Linked DNA regions of Homo sapiens: region 2 is linked to region 1. The links are chromatin contacts, found by Hi-C in ENCODE. All regions are on one chromosome and are shown on one strand. Each heading gives the region's core, a stretch centred on a gene start or an enhancer-like site at or near the end of the contact. The rest is flanking DNA. Distances are from core to core; before and after follow the strand shown.

What was found. A loop is a pair of places that touch in the nucleus more often than their neighbours do. Pooled maps may share reads with other maps.
Region 2: a map of heart left ventricle shows a loop between it and region 1 (7-fold over the local background). The contact joins the enhancer-like site here to the promoter of LINC02993 in region 1. A Hi-C loop is called at or near these places in 7 of 168 maps with a recorded cell type or tissue (Right ventricle myocardium inferior, cardiac septum, dorsolateral prefrontal cortex and 2 more) and 12 of 50 pooled maps.

What each region holds. Positions count from the first base shown.
Region 1 is chr2:144,520,467-144,527,518 of GRCh38, forward strand. LINC02993 (long intergenic non-protein coding RNA 2993) reads right to left here and starts at 3,978. Exons shown (of 2, transcript NR_136320.1): 1 at 3,921-3,978; 2 at 3,078-3,362. It overlaps LINC01412 (long intergenic non-protein coding RNA 1412), which reads left to right and starts at 1,402. Exons shown (of 3, transcript NR_110570.1): 1 at 1,402-1,460. It overlaps ZEB2-AS1 (ZEB2 antisense RNA 1), which reads left to right. Exons shown (of 4, transcript NR_040248.2): 4 at 288-433.
Region 2 is chr2:145,184,041-145,191,092 of GRCh38, forward strand. It overlaps LOC100505498 (a long non-coding RNA gene), which reads left to right. Exons shown (of 8, transcript XR_923410.3): 5 at 1-2,765; 6 at 4,828-5,100. Among named protein-coding and RNA genes, the nearest start is that of LINC01966, 310 kb to the left of the region's middle. Within about 2 kb of position 2,431, at least 6 of the 41 ENCODE cell types and tissues checked have a DNase peak (open chromatin) inside an H3K27ac peak, as active enhancers do.

The DNA.
Region 1 (7,052 bases), core at 2,728-5,227:
CCACCCCCCCCTCCCCGCCCGTCAAGCCTTTGGCATCATTATCCTCATCACTAAATCCTACAGAGTACAGGGCGGAAAACGGTGCACACCATTCACAGAACTGGAGAACTCCAAGGGGCGAAAGTTAAAGGGAAAGATCCCGGGTCCTCAATCCAGATAGTCTCTTCTTATACAGATATCTCTAATGACCAGATTTGAGATGCACATCAAATTGTGTAGGTATCTCAGTACAGCTTCTGGAACAAAGTTCTCTGCCCTTTCTCTTATTGTTATTTTTTTCTTTTTAGGTACCAGAGCCAGAAAAAAAAATGCTGCATGGGAGCTGCATCTTAGGGCATGTGTATTAGGGTGTGTGCATGATGAATTTCTGGACTGGATCCCAATATTAAAAAGTAGTTTGGCATTTTAATAAAGGGTCTCTAAGTAAATTAAAATAGAACACTCGGTTGGCCGATCTCTGAATCTCTCTACACCTCGGGGAGACCTCACTACAAAGTAAGGGAGAGTGTGTAGGGAGGCAGGAGGAGAAACGAGAAAGGCCATAGAGAAACTTAGCAGGGAAGGGAGAGCATGATATTAAACGGCATGGGGTCTAAGTTTTGGAGTATATATTTTTTGATATTACAATTAAAGTAAGATTAAAAAGAAAAGACTCCACCTTTGCTCTGAAGGGATTGGTTATGCAAATATGGAAGGGATTTCCTGGAGAATACAGCTTTCTACTGTATGGTTAATTAAATAATCACTCAAAAGCTTCCAACGTGACGCTTCTGTCGTAATCCAATCAGGTTACATAGGTCCTAAACAAGAAAGATATTTTCCACATCTGGAAGTCAGCAATTTAGCAAGTACTGCACATTATTAACCAATTCAGAGCCCACTTCCCAGGGGAATTTTTTTGAAGTTTAAGTGTTCTTAACCAATGCTCTGCTGTTTTGTTAATCAAAAAGCTGGTTTACACTGCACATAATTGGAACTAATATAGAAGTAAATAAAGACAGCCAAATTTGAGGATGCTGAGCACAGGCATTTATCGGAAAAGGAAGAAATCTCCTATCCTCGGATGGTTCAGGCTCAATTTCTTAAATAACTGTGAGACTTTTTTTTTTTTCCTAAAGAGTGAAAGTGCTTGAGAACCTCAGAGCACAAATAAACTTCTAGCCTCACAGCATTTAGGATTCTTCGGAAAGGTAAAGGTGGAGGTGTTAAGAGGACCAGAGAGCTGCCTCACACCAATTTTTAAGCTTTAATATTGTTAAATATGTTACACCCTCCTGTTTCCAGTCTGATGAAATCTGAAACAAATAATACCCTGATCCAACACTATATTAAGATAAACTGCTTTGAACTGTGCTTTGAATGTGTGCCTAAAGCAAGACTTTGAATGCAAGAGTCACTGGCAATTGCACTCAAAGGAGGGACAAGCCACCACATGGGTTGCCACATCCACACTCCCAGAGGTATACGTCTTTGTATTTTGTATTTTTTTTTGCGGGGCGGGGGAGTGGGGTGGGGGTGGTTAATAGCTACCTAGCACGACCACAGCTAGATCTTGTTCTAGGATGCAAGAAAGTAGATTTTCACAGTTGGTTACTCACCTCTTTCCTAATTTAAGTATTTATTATAATGAAAATAGCTGCTGGATAAATTAACTCTCTCCCCCCACCCCATCACAGATAAAGTGTCTATAGAAGAAAGGCATTCAGGATCTTCAGCTTAAAAATTATTAATAAATAAAATCAAAGATTTTCAACATGGGTCAGGCACATTCTTAATTTTATATTTTACATTTCTTTCATTATTATATATCTATACTAAATATATGTGTGACTTATCAAGTTCCTCTTCTGAGATTTAGCACCACTGTTCATGTCCATTTTTCTTCCTCTTCCTTTTTTTCCTCTTTTTTAATTTAAAAGATTGGAATCCAGCTTTCTCTAGACGTTTGCTTTACAGCCACCCTTCCACCACTCCTAAGGAAGAAGGAGCCCTTTGCATAGAGTTATTACAGGCAAGACTCCTCTTCAGGCACCCAGGTAGCCATTGGAGGCTTACAGACCAGACACACACACAAGCATAACCTCAGGTCAAAGGATCCAATCGAATAGCTAACAAAACACTTGTCTTTATTATGTATATTAAATGTCAGGTTACTTAGGATCTGACTTAAAAAAAAAAAAAAAAACCCTAAGTATTTCCATTAAAAACACCTAATCATCTGATTACCCTGGACTCAGGAATTGCTCAAGTGGCAGGAGGCAGTCCCCAACATTTATCACTGGGAGTTCCGACTAGCCAGTATTTGATTTGGGGTGAAAAAGCAGTCTTCCAGGTTCCCATGAAGGTAGATATTTGGATGGTGGCACGGGAAGGGTCTCCGCGAGGGGTGAGCGCTGCGGCTAGGTTGCCTTGCCCCTGGTTCCTGACTGGCACGCCCCTCCCCAGGCATTTGGCCGAGAGAGTTCCCAACGTGGCAGAGGTGATGGGGTCGGGAGGAAGCCGGAATATAAATTTGTTCCGAACACTCCCTCAGTCCGAGGGCCAGTTCGGGGACAATGGGGATCGTGGGATCAGGAGGATGCAGGAGCACAGGACGCAGAGAAAAGTCGAGAGAGGACTGGGGGCTGCTGGCTTTCGGCTCCTCACACAGCAAAATAAGTCCTGCAAATGAATCTCTCCTTCTCTGTCTTCCCCATTAATAATCCACTTCGAGATTAGCGCAGACGAAAGAGATTAAAACAACAGATACACGGAAATGTGAAATAATATTGCAATCAACATTGAAGGGGGAAAAATAATTCTTTGGGGTTTCCATGGGCAAAACAAACTACCTCCCTCAGGATTCCCTCCACCCAGGCAGGGTGAGAAGGATGCACTTTTGTTTTCCAATTCCCTCCAGCCAGGACCTGGTGCCTGTCCCCCCATTCACCTCTCAGTCTGTCAATTTCCTCAACTTTCACAGCCGCTCCCCCCTCCCCCCGCTCAGCTTGGCGGCCCAGATGCCCGAAGAGATACAATGTTTCTGCCCTTGAACACACAGGCTGTAGAAGGAATTCGAATTTGGCCACAGCTAATGATTTTTTTTAAAGCAAATTCTGTTTATTTTGTACCATGTGGAGAAAATAAAAAAAGGAACCTATTCTCGTTTTGAAATGAAACTGATCTTTCATCTAGAGGAATTATTCGACCTTGTGTTGTGACTCAGGAGGTGGGCAACTTCTTTTGGAGTTGCAAGCAAAGGGTGATAAAGGGGACCCCTGGACTGGGTGTGTGTGGAGGAGGTGGGGGGCGGCAGGGGTCCAAGCCAAGCCAAACGGTTTTCTCACGTGCAGACTCGCAATCCAATCCATTCGGAGTTGAGCCTAGGATAGGAGGGGAAAGTCTATTAAAAAAAAAAAAAATCAGGAGCATCTCTCTGAGAAGCCCTTTCAAACAAAACCAAAACAGGACCAGAGAAGCTCAGACCGTCCCTAACATCCCTGCTGCGAGACCCGCAGGCTGTGGAATCTCGCACGTCACCTGGCCCCAGCAGGGCGGCCAGCTGAGGGGTTGATTTTATTTTATTTTTTTGAAGTAAAGGCTGAATCTCGGCTTCAGGGCTTTTGCCAACGTCTCCACTGACAGGAACCAGCAAACTTCAGGACCCAAATGAGCATCTTAATTTATTGATGCTAAACAGGTCTGGTTGTTGTCCCCAATTTTCCGCGCGCTCTGCCACTCCCCCCCCCACACACCCCGCCCCAACCCCCGCCGCCAGCTTCGGTCCCTGCATTTGATCTCCAGGAAGGGCCCCGCTGCACAGGCGGAGGAGCGCGTCGCGGGGGGGGGCGGTGTTCGGCCCCCTCCCACCAGACCGCCCTCCCCCAGACCTGTCCCCGCCCGGGATCCTGCGACCCCCGCCCGCCGCCCGGTCAGCTGACCTGGCTCGCTCGCCTGCTCCCCGCCCGCCGCCCTGTTTCCGGTCCCCGGGGTCCGCGAGCCGCGCTCCGAGCGGGCGCAGCCGCGGCCGGGAGGTGATGCCGGGGGCTGATTACCATGAGAAAGGCTGTGCCTGGAAAAGCCTCCTCCACGCGACTGTCAATCTCACTAAGGCTTGGGGGGCGGGGAGCGGGGGGGGGGACGGAAAGGGGCCCTGTAGGAGTCACCAGAAAACTTGGAGTAAGTTGGATGCGACGCAGGCCCGAGGAGGTGGCTTTCGCCTCAACTTGGAAGGCTGGGGCGTTGAGGGCGCGGACGCCAGCAGCCTCACCAGGGAATTGAAAACCAAAAATCTCCCTCCTGCTTTTCCTCCCTCTGGCCCTCCTTTCAGCCCTCCCTGCCCTTTATCCTTATTTTCTTGAAATTCTTTCCCAGTTGCATTTCCTACGTTCTCCTTTCTATCTGATATCTCCCTTTTGCAATTTCTTGTTTTGTTTCTTAACATCCACTCTTCTCCCTCGCTGTGATTCTTTTTGTGCCTCTTTTATGTGTCCAGATTTATCATTTCGTTTTGAAAACAGAACGTTTAATGTGTAATTAATCTACCAGCAGGAGGGCAGGGACACCCTGACTAAAATAACTCCCCGGGTCTCAGAGACGACAAGTTCACCAGGTGTCAGTGAAAAGTAAAATAATAATAATAAAAATAAAATAAATCAATATTTCAGTGACCATAATGGTTTATTCTTCTATATTATCACATCAGCTCAGACTGATAATTTTAAAAGACAAGATATAATAGATATAGTCTTCCTGGAAAAAATGCATAATGCTTGGCATAGGGGCATTCTTTAGAATTAAGGCAATGTGAAAAAGTTTGTTTACAGCCATATTTTAGTAGTACTTAATTTGTTAACAGACTTTAGACATTACAATAGGTAATTTTATGAAACTTAAACTGCGCTTTTCTTCTGATGACTATTTGCAAAGGGTAAAAAATTCCCAAAGCACTCCTCCTGAACCCCAACAAAGATTGATCAATTCAGAGAGAAACATCATCATGTCACGTAGTTTGCACATTACTAAGCAAATTCACAACTTGGGTTGTTGGGTTATTTTCTTGACTAGGCTAGGTTACTGTCCGTTACCTAGCAGGTGAGTGAGCATGAGGCGGCATATGTCATGAACATAACTGTTTTTGTTTTGTTTTCTTTATTATTATTTTTTGCTCTTCCCTTCACTTTGGGCATATTTGTTGTTCTCATTAAAATTCAGAGTTTTCACTTGTTTACAATTTGTTTACTTTGTTGAATTTTAAAAACTTGATAGAAGTCAATTGAACATGTATATTTAGCCCTTTTTAGGCCAAGAAAAATAAAGATGTATTAGAAAGATGCCTTTTCTGCTTCATAATTATTAATTGACATTTTATGATGAATAATTAATCATTTGAATAATTTTAGTATCTCTGATCTGAACACATATTTGCATATCTAATGCTTGATTTTAAATGTGTTTTTTAAAAATTCATTCTCTCAGGATGAAGAAACAAAGTCACATTTTAATGCAAAATTTCTCTTCTACACTTGTAAAAGTTTATTTATTGAGCTGTAATATTCTTTCTAGATATCCATAAACTTCTTAACAATTTGTAAACCATTTATGAGGCATTCACATACAAATATGTGGCACACTACAATTAATTAGGAAAAACAATACTCTATGTAAAATCAAGTCACTCTCCTCCCCAAATCCAGAGATGTGCACTAATTATGCACTATGTTTTCTTATTGGAATTTTGTCATTTAAATTTTTAGTTATGTCTATTAATTCAAGTCTAAAAGTGGAAAATTGCAGCAATTGACAAATAACTCAGGCCTGGTATTTAGGATCATTTTTTATCTTTTACTTACTAACATATGGGCTGATTTAAATTATTAAAAATGATTAAGTAAGTGTATCCCTGATATTTTTATTCTCCTGTGCCAGTTAAAGTCCAAAGTATTAATATCTATTTTGAATACTAGCCCTGCAAATGACTACCTGTGTGATTATAAGCAGTCTCCTATAAGCTTGTTTTATTTTTAATCTCCAATGTGGGTACACTAATAATGCTATCCCTTGGGATTTTATTGAGAATTAAATGAAGTAATGCATAAAACTTCACTATATTGTAGCTTTATTATTATAATGAAAGGTTAAACAAATATACAGATCAACTAAAGATGGTACAAATTAATTTTGATTATTAAAAATAACAACTATTTACAGTATATTTTTTATTGAAAAATCAGTGCTGTGTTATTACGTGAAGAAAGAAAATGAAAAGCATTTTAGGATTTATGGCTGGTTTATGATTTTTTCGAACTGTTCAAAGGATGCGTAGCCACAGAAGTGAAAATAAATACAGTATTTCCTTTCTGTTAGTTCAGCAGTTAATTTAGTGTATTCAATATGGTCATAATTTGGTTATAAATATTAGACTGCTTTTGAAAAGGAATTTAGTCCAAATGTATGAACTTGAAGTTTCCCATGCTCTTTAGTAACATATTGTCTTTTAGTGTAAGGGTTAAATGTGCAAAAGCTCAGAAGCGGTCTTGAGTAAGACTTGTGAAAAAAAGGGCAAACTTACAAATTTGAAGACCAGGAATTTGGCTGTCAGAGCACTGTTTGCTTTAAGACCATTCATAATGAACTGAGCATTCCCTTTTGGAATTGTAGCTGTCCTGGGGTTTGCGCTAATTTCAAGTACCTAGAGTGGTGAAGAAAATCAGTGTATTAAGTGGAAAATGAAATTCCCTAGTCTCTTAAATGTCCACAAGGCCAGATTTTCTTTTTGATGTAAAACTGAAAAATCAATGCAAATGCCAGGGGGAAAAACTATCGTGATGTAATACTAACACTGATAGTTTTTGGTTGTTCTTGTTTTCTTTAAGACTTCTCAAAACACTTATATCTGTAGTTCTTAAAGGGTCTGTTAATTGTTTCTATTTTGAAAGCATCCATTCCATGCTCCTTTTAGGTCAAAACTACCAAACCAGACATTTGGACATCAGCGTAGGGGACTGGGTGTGACCTGTACCTTTTTTCTCCCTCTGACAATGGGACTAGAAATGGTTTGCACCTGCAAATTG
Region 2 (7,052 bases), core at 1,181-3,680, 660 kb after region 1:
ACCTGATTCTTGCTGCCACTCCATTGGTTAAGTTTTACAGGTTGCAGTAACTGGCAAGGAAGAGGTGTGCCTCTCAGCTGTTCACAATGCAGAATCTTGAAAAGGTCAACATAGTAGCAGTATGACAGGCCATGTAAGTCATTATGTGCTTTATAATTCATTTGTAAGTAGAATGAGAACTGGAGCAAATTAAATGTAAACTCTGCCATAGGACCTCTAAAAACATGTTAGTCATATGGAAAGCTAGGTTTTGTTTTCTATCTAGAAAGACAAACAAATATTTCTTCACAAATGTGTTACTTTCCTGAGGAGAGCAGAAATGGGAGATAAATCCATTTGCTGCAAAGTGGTTTAAAGAAAATATATTGGCAGCAGGAGGAAGGTGGTTTAGGGAGATGATATGTAATAGAATACATATACAAGTACTATGAGCGTTGAGATTCAGGTTAGTGCTAATTAGACATTTCCTGATCAGTGAAAATCGTAAGACTTTCAAAGTCCTGTATTTTAAGAAATAGTAAAATCTATCAGGTAAGATAATATATTTATGACTTACCGCAGTATTTTTGTGATGGTTCTGTTCTTTGTGAAGCCTTATTTTGCATTGAAATTGGCACAATTTTACACCGTTAACCAAATTTTCTTTTAATGGAAACTCACACACACATAGCACATTCTTTAGTACTAAGATGCTAAAGTTGCTGAACATGCTACAGGTGATTATGAGGCAGTAGTGAAAGAGTTAATTATCCATCATTCCTCCCCCCTACCCTAGACATCCCACTGTGCCTCTGTTATAGACTTAGGCACAGTTCCTAATGGCAAAATCTATTAGAATGCACAATATTCTCCCAAGGGAGCTGGTGGAAGTTCTGTCACTTGAGACATTTAAAACTACACTGGGTAAAGCACTAGAGAGCTGTGAGTGCATGTGTTCCAACCCTCAGGACAGAAATCATGACCTAATGGGTGATTTCTATCCCTTAATGTCTCTGATTCGCTGGGTGTTTTAATAGCTCCCTCATATTTAAGTAGATGACCAACGGTCTATTTTTTTTTAATGGAACTTGAGTTTGGTCTGTAAAGTGTCAAGACAGAGGTGACAAAACAAACCACAGGGGAATGGAGGAAGCCTCGTGGAAATTTAGTTGGTTTGAAGGAGGGTTGAGCAAACACAACAGTGTATTCGGGTTTAGCAAATGCCTTGACTTCTTTTTTTTTTTTTTTCAAATGTTTTCAGTTCAAGGAAACCCAAAACACATTTGGCTAAACAGTTTTTCCTTAATTTTCAAACCCATGTGTATTTCAAGGGAAATTTAATCCATGTGTTTCTGATTCATTTACACTTAGCTCATCAAAATGTGGTTTCATAAGACCCATTTGATGTCTAAGAAGCCTTGTGAGCTTTTTTTTTTACAAGCTTTTTTTCTTTGAACCAGGAAGTTACATTTTGCCAAGAGTCAATGGAACTTCAACCAGAAAAGAATCAGTTTTGTTTGGGATCTTGGAATCCTCAAAGTTGGTGGGAGCTAATGAGCCGGGAGGGGAGGGGAGGAGAAGCTGATTCAGAGAGCAGGAACCTTCCCATTTCTAATATGTTATCTGTTCAGATAACTTGAAAATCTAATTTTCTCTCAGTTTATAGTAGAAAATTCATCTTCAATTTTTGAAAATCTTGTGGAAAACATGAGCATGAATTTTATTACAGGGTCCAATGCTGTCACATGATCTGATAATCATCCACTAGTGAGTCTGTGGGTGATGAGTATCAGAGCAGTAATGACATACTTATCTTAGAGGCAATTATTAAGAAGTGACTCACAAAAGTGTTTAGATTGGCCATTTTTTTAATATTTAAAAAAGCTTCCTCTGCCTGGTTGTTGTCGCTCTGTGCACAACACTACTGGTTATTTAAGAAACAAGACAAATAAGACTCAGTGAATGTGCTGATTCAGGTGCACACAATCCCCTATCTCATTGCTGGTGTTGCTAAAGAGCATCTGGGGTAAGGAAACATGCATCCGGTCCATCCGTCAAGAGTCCATGAGAAAGCCAACAATGTTTGCACCTGCAGGATGAATTACATCTTTGGTGAGTGTGGGAAGCTACATAATGAGACAGCTGAGTGGCTGACATTTCTTTTTTCTTGCTCCTTCTGCACCTTCTTTTTGCACTACCTTCATTTTTCCCACTTCCTCTCCCTTTTCCCCACCTTTATACAATCACCACCAATAATGGAGCAAATGTGGCACATCCATCCAAGGATGGGTTGACATGGTTTACACATTGCTTTCATTTGGTTGTTCTTTGGATGAATTCTTCCTTGAGAACAAGATAATGAAAACCATACGGTCATTGAGCACACAATCTGCCTTCACTTTGGCTGTTCCCTCGCAGCCCGTTTCATTTTATAAAGCCTGGTCCCTGAGTTTACGCCAGTAGAAGATCCCAAGCAGGTGGAATCCTGCCCCCTATGGGCTTGCAGAATTCAGCAAACACTGTCAGTTTAGCTCTTGCCTGTCACCCATACATCAGAGAACTTATTTGAATGGAACATCTCTTGCTAGTCTGGTAAAGGTTTAGAAACTTGGCCTTCTAAGTATTCATGTAAGTTCTGTTCTGGGACCTTCATTGTAGGAACTGAAAATGAAAGAACCAAAATAGATATCAACAGATAATTAAAGGAACGTTTGGAAGTTTTTTACCTCATGCAAACCTCAAACTCTGAACCACTACTGCCTAAAGGAAATAAATACTGTGTTATGGTGAGTGAAGGTAAAGGTGTACTTTATTTCTTGGATGAGTTTTGACAGTGTAAAACAAAATGATAAGTTTTTAACTATGGCAGAAAGTTCAGACAACAGGTGTGAGGGAAAAGAATTATTCATTGATTCAAAGTCCCATACAAGTGAGTGAAATGGCTAAAAGCAATAAAATTACAGATGACGTCTTTGGAATTTAAACAAAAGAAGTTTATTTTCACTTTCTAATTTGTAGCTTGCTTTTATAGACACCAAAGAAACATCACAGAAATATTAAATTATTCTCTGAAAATACAAAGATAAAAACTATTGAGGTTTAAGATAGAAGATATTTTCTCTTAAAATTGGCTATGATACTTCTACACTGATAGAACTTATGAAAATAGCCAATCTATTATGACTAATTTAATTTTCTTTCCCAAAGATACATAATTCAGAATAAAAACCGTAATCAATGCCCAAAACACAAATCTCATACATCTTGCTAATGCTGGAGAAATAGTGTCAAGTTCTTTTTCAGTACAAATATATGCAGTACTTTTACTATGTTTTGTTTTTAATTCTCAGAAATCCTTATTATTAATCAAGCAAAACAAGCTTTTTATAATATAGAATTATCCTTCCGCTGTAAGAGTAGAAGCAAAGTAATTCAAAGTAAAATATGAAAAGTGCTATAATTTAGTAAGAGATGGAAAGAAATTTAGAATAATTTTGTTCAAACTCATAATTTTATGATTGAAGAAACAAAAATCCAGAGTGTTTAGGAGTTTGTTCAAAGTTCAAAACCTGGAATCTCTAAGGTTGGATATCAGAAGTCAGCTCTAAATACAAGTTCAGTGCTATTTTAACAATCAATAAAATTTCTAAGAGCAATATATTCCTGAGATGGAACACATCAGAAAAGACTATAGGGATTCTTTGAATTTGGAAAGTTCTTACTAGGTAGAAATTCCAATAAATACAACAGATTAAAATGGAACTCATTCACTGAGGTGGAGTTGGAAACCCTAGGGTCTCATTTGTTAGCTCCTCTCACCCACTCCTTCTGAGGGCCCTCTGAATACCTTGTAAAAACTCCAAGAGTTTCTTAGGACACTGTCTTAAAACCACCAATAATATTCCCAGTTGTGGTGAGTAGACTCAAAAGTGACCCCAATGACCCTACAAAGTACCACAGACTGGGTGGCTGAAACAACAGACATTTATTTTCTCATGAGTCTGGAGGTTAGAAGTTTGAGATCAAGGTGTCAGCAGAGTTGGCTTCTGAGGCCTCTCTCCTTGGCTTGTTGATGGCCATCTTCTCTCTGTGTCTTCACATGGTCTTCCTTCTGCACTTGTCTGTCTCTTAATTTCTTCTTGTAAGAACACCCATCATTGCATTAGGGCCTGCCCTAGTGACCCCATTTTAACTTAATTATCTGTTTAAAGACTTTATGTCTGAGTTTAATTAAGCTAATACAACAAAATACCTTAGACTGGGTAATTTATAAACATCAGAAACTTATTGCTCATAATTCTAGACACTGGGAAGTCCAAAATGAAGGCACCAGCAGAGTCAGTGTCTGGTGATGGCTCACTCTGCTTCAAAGATGATGCCTTCTCAAGTGTCCTCACAAGGTGAAAGGGTGAGGCATCTCTCTGGGGTCTCTTTTATCAGGACAGCAATCTCATTCACAACAGCAGAGCCCTCATGACCTAATCATCTCCCAAAGGTCCCACCCCCTAATATCATCACCTTGGTGAGTAGGTTTCAATATATGAATGTTGTGGGTATGCAAACATTCAGATGATAGTACCTTATCTCTAAATACAGTTACATTCTGGGGTACAGTGGGCTTTGACATATAAATTTGTGGGTTGTGGGGAAGCGGGCATTTTTCAGCTCCTAACACTCACCTTTCTATATTATCCCTTTGTATCATACCCTCCCCTTGGGTGGGAAATTTGACTTGATTCTAATCTATAGAATATGACAAAAGTGATAGGAGTCACTTTATCACTTCATGATTATGTCACATGATAAAATAACCTGTCTTGTTCTAGAGATTTTCTGTCTCTCTTATAGACTTTGAAAAAGTGAAGTGGCCATGTTAGGAGGCCCAGATGGTAAGGAGCTGAGGGAGGCCTCCAGGAAATGGCCAGCAAGAAGCCGGCTCCCTCAGCCTTGTAGCTACAAGAAAATGAATTCTGCCAGCAATCTGAGTGAACTTGGAAGCTGATTCTTCCTCTGTCAAGCCTCCAGATGAGAATCTCAGTCACAGCCAACACCTTGACTGCAGTCCTTAGCAGAGGACTCTGCCAAGCTGTGCCAGGACTCCTGACCTGCAGAAATTGTGAGGTAAGACATATGCATTGTTTTAGGACACTAAGGTTGTGATAATTTGTTACTAGTATGGAAAACTAATACCTAAACTCTCAGAGTGGTTTTGGAACCAGGCTGTGGGTGCAGGCAGGGGAAATTTTGAGAAACACGATAGAAAATGCCTAGATAGGGCTGGGCGCAGTGGCTCACGACTGTAATCCCAGCACTTTAGGAGGCGGAGGTGGGCGGATTGCCTGAGCTCAGGAATTTGAGACCAGCCTGACCAACCCAGTGAAACCCCGTTTCTACTAAAATACAAAAAATTAGCCGGGAGTGGCAGTGTGCGCCTCTAGTCCCAGCTACTCGGGAGGCTGCAGCAGGAGAATTGCTTGAACCCTGGAGGCGGAGGTTGCAGTGAGCCGAGATTGCACCACTGCACTCCAGCCTGGGAGACAGAGCAAGACTCTGTCTCAAAAAAAAAAAAAATGATAATAATAATAAAATAAATAATAAATAAAAATAAAAAAATAAAGTAAAAAGAAAATGCCTAGTCTTGATAAGATTGTTAGCAGAAACCTGGATATTAAGGACACTGTCAATGAGAGCTGAAAAATGAAGTGATGAGCATGTTATTGAAAATTGGAGGAAGAAGGATCTTTGTCATAGAGTGGCAGAAAAATTAGCAAAATTGTCTCCTACGGTTACACGGAAAGCAGAACTTGTTAGTGATGCATGTGGTCATATAGCTGATTTCCAAGCTAAGTGTTGAAGGTGCTGCCTTGTTTATTCTTGCTGATTATAGTAAAATGTGAGAGAAGAGAGATAAATTGAGGACAGAACTACTAAAAAAAGGAACCAGGACTTGATGATTTTGAAAATTCTCAGTCTCTCCAGATGGCAAAAAAAAAAAAAAAAATTAAAATTAAGGGATTTGCTGTCAAGAAAGCTTGCTCTGGAGAGAAAGCAGAGGATGTGACTCTACAGTCTTTTACTAAAGCCTCGGAAAGATTAAAAGGTTAGGGTATTCAGTAACGCAAAGGGCTCTTTCAAGAGATTAAGGCTGTGCCTCACAGATTCTCCCAGTCAAACCGTAAAGGTTCCACTGAGTAAATGGTGGTGTGCTTTAGTCATTTTAGCAGGATGCCAAAGAAGAGAAGGGATTTACTCAAAAAGATCTGTGGGCCTGGCTTTTGTCTAATGGAATGAACCCCTTTAAAATCCACAGGAGACCCACAAAGTACTTAAGATAATTGTTTCAATGAAGGTGCTACCAGCTTGGACTAAAAAGGACAGAGTACATGTGAAAGGAGGCTGTCAAACTCCCAAAATTCTACTGGCAGGAAATACTGATAAAACTACTCAGCTGCTACCTTTTATGAAAAAGGAAGGGTGACTCAGAAAGCAGAACCAAGAACTAAGAAGGCGGAGCCTAGAGCCGCATGGAATTATCCTTATGTCTTGAAACCTCTTCCAGAAATCAAACCTTTGCCTGGCTGGATATCACGGCTGCCATGGAGCAGTGACTTCCTTTTATCTTTCATTTCCCCCCTTTTTGAACTGGACTGTCTATAGATGTTATTTTTGGTCTGTCCCACGAATTTATATTGAGTTTGTTGAAGGCAGATAACTTGTGTCTTTAGTTTCACAGGATCACAGATGGAGAGGAATCGTGCCTCAGGAGCTAGCTATACTTAACAGATTATCGCCAGAAACCTCATTTTTACCTAGACCTGATTTAAATGATGAGATTTTGAATGTTGAGCTGGTTCTATAATGGGATGAGACTCAGGAAATTTGGGAGGGGGTGAATTTATTTTGCATGTGAGAGAGACATTAATCGTTGGTGGCTGGAGAGTAGACTGCAGTAGACAGAAGCTAAAATGGCCCTGAAGGTCTTCACTTTCATGCCCCTGTATAATCCCTTCCCTTAGAGTGTGGGTAGGGCCTGTAATTTGCTTCTAATTAATAGAATATATACAAGGTTATAG